Linked DNA regions of Homo sapiens: region 2 is linked to region 1. A link is a contact called in ENCODE Hi-C or POLR2A ChIA-PET data. All regions are on one chromosome and are shown on one strand. The core of a region is the stretch at or near the end of the contact, and the rest is flanking DNA. Distances in the headings are between cores, read along the strand shown.

Region 1 (2,781 bases), core at 1-2,500:
ATAGTTTCAGGTTTTATATTTAAGTCTTTGATCCATCTTGAATTTATTTTTGTATATGGTGTGAGGAAGGTATCCAGTTTCAGTCTTCTGCATATAGCTAGCGAATTATCCCAGTGCCATTTATTGAATAGGGAGTACTTTCCCCATTGCTTATTTTTCTCGACTTTGTCAAAGAACAGATGGTTACAGGTGTGCAGTATTATTTCTGGGCTCTCTCTTCTGTTCCATTGGTCTATATGTCTGCTTTTGTACCAGTACCATGTTTTGGTTACTATGTCCTTGTAATATAGTATGAAGTCAGGTCATGTGATGCCTCTAGCTGTGTTCTTCTTGCCTAGGACTACCTTGGCTGTTCAAGCTCCTTTTTGGTTCTATATGAATTTTAAAATAGATTTTTCTGATTCTGTGAGGAACATCATTGGAAGTTTGATGGGAACAGCATTGAATCTGGAAATTGCTTTGGACAGTATGGCTTTTTATTTTATTTTTATTTTTTTGGAGACAGAGTCTTGCTGCTCTGTCGCCAGGCTGAAGTGCAGTGGCATGGTCTCGGCTCACTGCAACCTCCACTTCCCAGGTTCCAATGATTCCCCTGCCACAGCCTCCCGAGCAGCTGGCACTACAAGCGTGTGCCACCATGCCCAGCGAATTTTTTGGTTTTTTTTGTATTTTAGTAGAGACGGGGTTTCACTGTGTTGGCCAGGATGGTCTCGATCTCCTGACCGCGTGATCTGCCCACCTCGGCCCCCCTAAAGTGCTGGGATTATGAGCGTGAGCCACCGCGCCTGGCCAGTGTGGCCATTTTAACAATATTTATACTTCCTATTCATGAGCATGGAATGTTTTTCTATCTGATACTGTCATTTCTAATTTCATTGAGCAGTGGTTTGTAATTCTCATTCTAGAGATCTTTCCCTTCCTTGGATAGCTGTATTCCTAAGCTATTGTGAATGTGATTGTGTTCTGTATTTGTCTCTCAGCTTCGATATTGTTAGTATATAGAAACACTACTGATTTTTGTATGTTTTGTTTCTTAAAACTTTGCTGAAGTTGTTTATCAGATCAAGGAGCTTTTGGGTAGAGACTATGGGATTTTCTAGGTATAGAATCATATTGTCTAAAACCAGGGATCATGTGCCTTTACTCTTCCTATTTGTGGCTGTCTTTTATTTCTTTCTCTTGCCTCATTGCTCCAGCCAGGACTTCCAGTACTATGTTGAACAGGAGTGGTGAGAGGGCATTCTTGTTTCATTACAGTTTTCAAGGGAATGCTTCCAGTTTTTGCCCATTCAGTATGACGTTGGCTGTGGGTTTTTCTTGGATGGCTCTTCTTATCTTGAAGTATGTTCCTTCAGTGCCTAGTTTGTTGGAGGTTTTTAACATGAAGGGATGTTGGATTTTATTGAAAGCCCTTTCTGTATCTATTAAGATAATTATGTGGTTTCCGTTTTTAGTTCTATTTGATGAATCACATTTATTGATATGCATATGTTGAACCAACATTGCATCCCAGGGATAAAGTCTGCTTAGTCATGGTGGATTCACTTTTTGATCTGCTGCTGGATTTGGTTTGCTAGTATTTTGTTGAGGATTTTTGCATCTATTTTTATCAAGGATATTCACCTGAAGTTTTTGTTGTCATCGTCATGTCTCTGCCAAGTTTTAGTATCAGGATGATGTTATCCTTATAGAATTAGTTAAGGAGAAGTCCCTCCCCCTCAATTTTTTTGAATAGTTTCAGTAGGAATGGTACTAGCTCTTCTTTATACAGCTAGTAGAATTTGGCTGTGGATCCATGTGGTTCAGGGCTCTTTCTGGTTGGTAGGCTTTTTATTACTGACTCAATTTCAGAACCATTATTGTTCCATTCAGGGATTCTCTCTTCCTGGTTCAGTCTTGGGAGTTTGTATGTTTCCAGGAATTTACCTGTTTTTTTCTGTATTTTCTAGCTTGTATGCACAGAGGTGTTCATAGTAGTCTCTGAGGGTTTTTTAATATTTCTGTGGAGTCAGTGGTACTGTCCCCTTTGTCATTTCTGATTTTGTTTATTTGGATCTTTTTTTCTTTATTAGTCTAGCTAGCAGTCTCTCTCATTCTTTCAAAGAATTAATGCAGGGATTCGTTAATCTTTTATGGTTTTTTGCATCTCAGTTTCTTTCAGGTCAGCTCTGATTTTATTTTTGTTATTTCTTGTCTTCTGCTAGCTTTGGAGTTAGTTTGCTCTTGTTTCTCTAGTCCCTCTATATGTGATGTTAGTTTGTTATCTGAGATCGGATTTTTATGTGGACCTTTAGAGCTTGTAAATTTCCCTCTTAACACTGCTTTAGCTGTGTCCCATAGAATCTAGTATGTTGTATCTTTAGTCCCATAGTTTCAAAGAATTTCTTGATTTCTGCCTTAATTTCATGGTTTACGCAAATGCCATTCAGGAGCAGGTTGTTTAATTTCCATGTAATTATATGGTTTTCAGCAATTTTCTTAGTATTGATTTCAATTTTTATTGTACTGTGGTCCAAGAGTGTGGTTGGCATGATTTCAGTTTTTTTGAATTTGTAGAGGATTGTTTTATGTCCATTCGTGTGGTTGTTTTTATATTATGTGCCATGTGGTAATGAGAAGAATGTATATTCTATTGTTTTGGGTTGAAGAGTTCTGTAGATGTCTATTCAGTTCATTTGGTCAAGTGTTGAGTTCAGGTCCTGAACATCTCCATTAATTTTCTACCTCAGTGATCTGGCTAATACTGGCAGTCGGGTGTTGAAGTCTCCCACTATTATTTTA
Region 2 (2,851 bases), core at 352-2,851, 40 kb after region 1:
CTCAGAGGATGTACAGAACCATTGAGGCCAAGGGCTCCATAAATCTCTGGACCAGAATAGATTTTATTGGAACAGATCAGAAAGAGTTTATAACCCAGCCATCAGAAATAGCAGTGAATTTCTGGAAGAGAATAGAAGCAAGGGTGTTGACCTGTCAAGTGCTGTGTATGTCCTAGGAATGCCTTCTGTTTGTGCCATGGACGGAAGACAGCGGAGGAAACTCTCAGTGCAGAACAGATCCTTGGGGTGCCACAGTTCAGGGCCAGATATATCAGCAAGAAGACACCTCATACCAAAATGAATAAACAGTTCCCTGTGAAGTAGCTGGGGAAGGAAGCCCCAGAGGGCTGATAGATAACCCAGCCTGGGCTGAGGAGGCATTCCTAAAATTAGTTGCCTCCTCACTGGCTGGCAGAGGGGGGCCTGGGTGTAAGACCCTGTCTTAGTCTGTTGTCACATTTCTATAAGGAAATACCCAAGACTGGGTAATTTATAAAGAAATGAGGTTTAATTGACTCACAGTTCCTCATGGCTGGGGAGGCCTCAGGAAACTTACAATCACGGGGTAAGGCACCCCTTCTCACAAGGCAGCAGGAGAGAGAATGAGTGCCAGCAGGGGAAATGCCAGATGCTTATAAAACCCTCAGATCTTGTGAGCACTCACTATCACGAGAACAGCATGGGGGGAACTGCCCCATGATTCAATTAGCTCTTACTAGGTCCCTCCCACCACATGTGGGGATTATGGGGATTAGAACTCAAGATGAGATTTGGGTGGGGACACAGCCAAACCATATCAGACCCTATCTGGTTTTAGAGGTTTCCTGAACAGTTCCAATCAGCTCTCTACTAGGACAAATCATGAAGAAGTTGCCCCCGCTAATAATGAAGCCAGTACTTACCCAACACTGAGATGGTGTCAGCAGCTGCATCCCAACAATAGAAGAAGGGACATCCAGTGGTCTGGATATTCTACTGAAATGCTCCAAGAGTGACAGGCAATAGGAGCAGGGTGGGGGATGGGGAGGAAGACATTGATAGAGAGAGCTTGAGGGGCTCCAGAATTTGACTGAGTTTAATCATGTTGTCAAGGAGAATGCCTGCTGGTTCAATGACTGTGGCTAAATGCTTGAGAACTCTAGAGCAAGCACTGGGACATGTTGAGAACAGTGGGGCCCTCAGATCAGTTTCTTACCAATTATCTGAGGATAGGACATAGGTGTTTATTTTGTATTAAGGCCAAAGATTCTATTTTCAGAGGAGAGTACAAAGAGGTGCAACTGATCAAAGAAACTTAGAAAAACAGCTGAAGTGGAGCCATGCTCAGTCCTCACGGGGCAGTCCTTACAGAGATTCAGTACCCTGGGCTGGTTGCATGGTCCACCCACTCTAGCTGTGCACCCCTCTGCTGCGTGTCTTTTCTGTGCCCCTCTGCCCTGGTTGCTCAGAGTTTCCTATTACTCAAGACTCCTATTGCTCTATAGTAACTGTGCATTGCTTTTGCTTGTATTGGTATCTCTTGCTTTTATAATTGACAAACTGTTTCATATTATCACCAGCTAAGAATCAAATGAGAGTGAATATGATAAACTCTGAGTCTTCTCTTGGTGAAAAGTGATTCCGCAAGGCCTACCACATTGGCTTCCTGAGCTAGTCAGCTGAATGCAGGAGGTCCTGTGGCTCACAGCATGACTTCCTTGCCCAAGACTGTTTCTCCTGGCAAAATGGGAGCCAGGATTGCTTAGAAGTGGGGGACGTGGAAATGACAGTCATCTTGAATTTTGGTCTTTTTGATACATTCACTTGGAATGTTTCCAACCTCCTGTAAGAAGACAACTGCCAGTATTACAAGACCCTTGTCTACTAAAAGCAAAACTGCACACAAAGAAAACCCTACTGTAAAGCATGTTTTCTTATGTCCTTTGAACAAAGTAGACTTTATTGTTGCAAAGTTTGCAACCCATTTTAAAGACCAACAAACTTTATAAGAGACGATAGTGCTAAAGAAATAGTCCATCTATCTGATCCCACTTCCCAGGCCCTTGCAATTAGGCAGGGCCATGTGACTGGTTCTGGGTACTGGAGGGAAGAGAAGTGTGCCCTTTCTAGGATGAAGGATAAAACAGCCAATGCGTGACTCTCAGCTCAGCTTTTCCTTGTGGCTGTGATGGAGAGATTCCTGTGTTTTATGTGATCAGCTGTAGGCCAGTGATGCCTTTGTCAGCTTGAGCACCTGAGGATTTGTGGGGCAAAGCCCACTGAGCTACATTGGAAATAGAGCACAAAAGGGAAAGGAAGCAAACTTCCTCGTTTTAAATCACAGGGATGTTGTGGTGATTTTGCAAAACATAACCTGGCCTGTCCTGACTTTACACAGAAGGATGCTGGCAGATCCCCGCAGGAGGACACCGGTGTGAGTAGCACTGTCTACCTTGGAGCTGGAGGCCAATGAGACTCCCTAATCTACAACTCAGGCTGAGTCTCTCAGCTTCAGGTAACGTCTCAGAGGTTTGTCTTCCCCGTACTGCTGGCATCCCTCTGTGGAGGACCCAGAATCCAATTTCTTTTTTCTTTTTTTTAGCATCATACTTATTGAGGCATAATTTACACACAGTACAATTTCCTCTTTTTAGTGTACACCTGTATGGGTTTTGACAGATGCATACAGTCATGGAACCACCAACACAATCAGTCTACAAAGAGTTCCATTATCCCCCCGCCAAATTCTCTTGTGTCCCTTTGGAATGAACTCTTCCTCTAACCTCAGACTTGGGCAACCACTGATCTGATATCTGTCCTTATAAGGTTTTTTCCAAAATGTCATACATATGGAATCACACAATATGAAGGT

What was found. A loop is a pair of places that touch in the nucleus more often than their neighbours do. ChIA-PET counts read pairs that join two places held with the same protein, here RNA polymerase II (POLR2A). Pooled maps may share reads with other maps.
Region 2: a map with no recorded cell type shows a loop between it and region 1 (5-fold over the local background). The contact joins two enhancer-like sites. A Hi-C loop is called at or near these places in 1 of 168 maps with a recorded cell type or tissue (ascending aorta), 2 of 37 single-sample maps with no recorded cell type and 1 of 50 pooled maps. POLR2A ChIA-PET finds 5 or more read pairs at or near these places in 4 of 52 experiments (OCI-LY7, activated CD4-positive, alpha-beta T cell, endothelial cell of umbilical vein and 1 more).

Annotation. Positions count from the first base shown.
Region 1 is chr7:8,064,226-8,067,006 of GRCh38, forward strand. All of the region lies in intron 5 of GLCCI1 (glucocorticoid induced 1), which reads left to right. Among named protein-coding and RNA genes, the nearest start is that of GLCCI1, 97 kb to the left of the region's middle. Within about 2 kb of position 1,251, at least 3 of the 41 ENCODE cell types and tissues checked have a DNase peak (open chromatin) inside an H3K27ac peak, as active enhancers do.
Region 2 is chr7:8,104,255-8,107,105 of GRCh38, forward strand. No RefSeq gene overlaps it. Among named protein-coding and RNA genes, the nearest start is that of GLCCI1, 140 kb to the left of the region's middle. RefSeq lists an enhancer at 403-949. Within about 2 kb of position 1,602, at least 2 of the 41 ENCODE cell types and tissues checked have a DNase peak (open chromatin) inside an H3K27ac peak, as active enhancers do.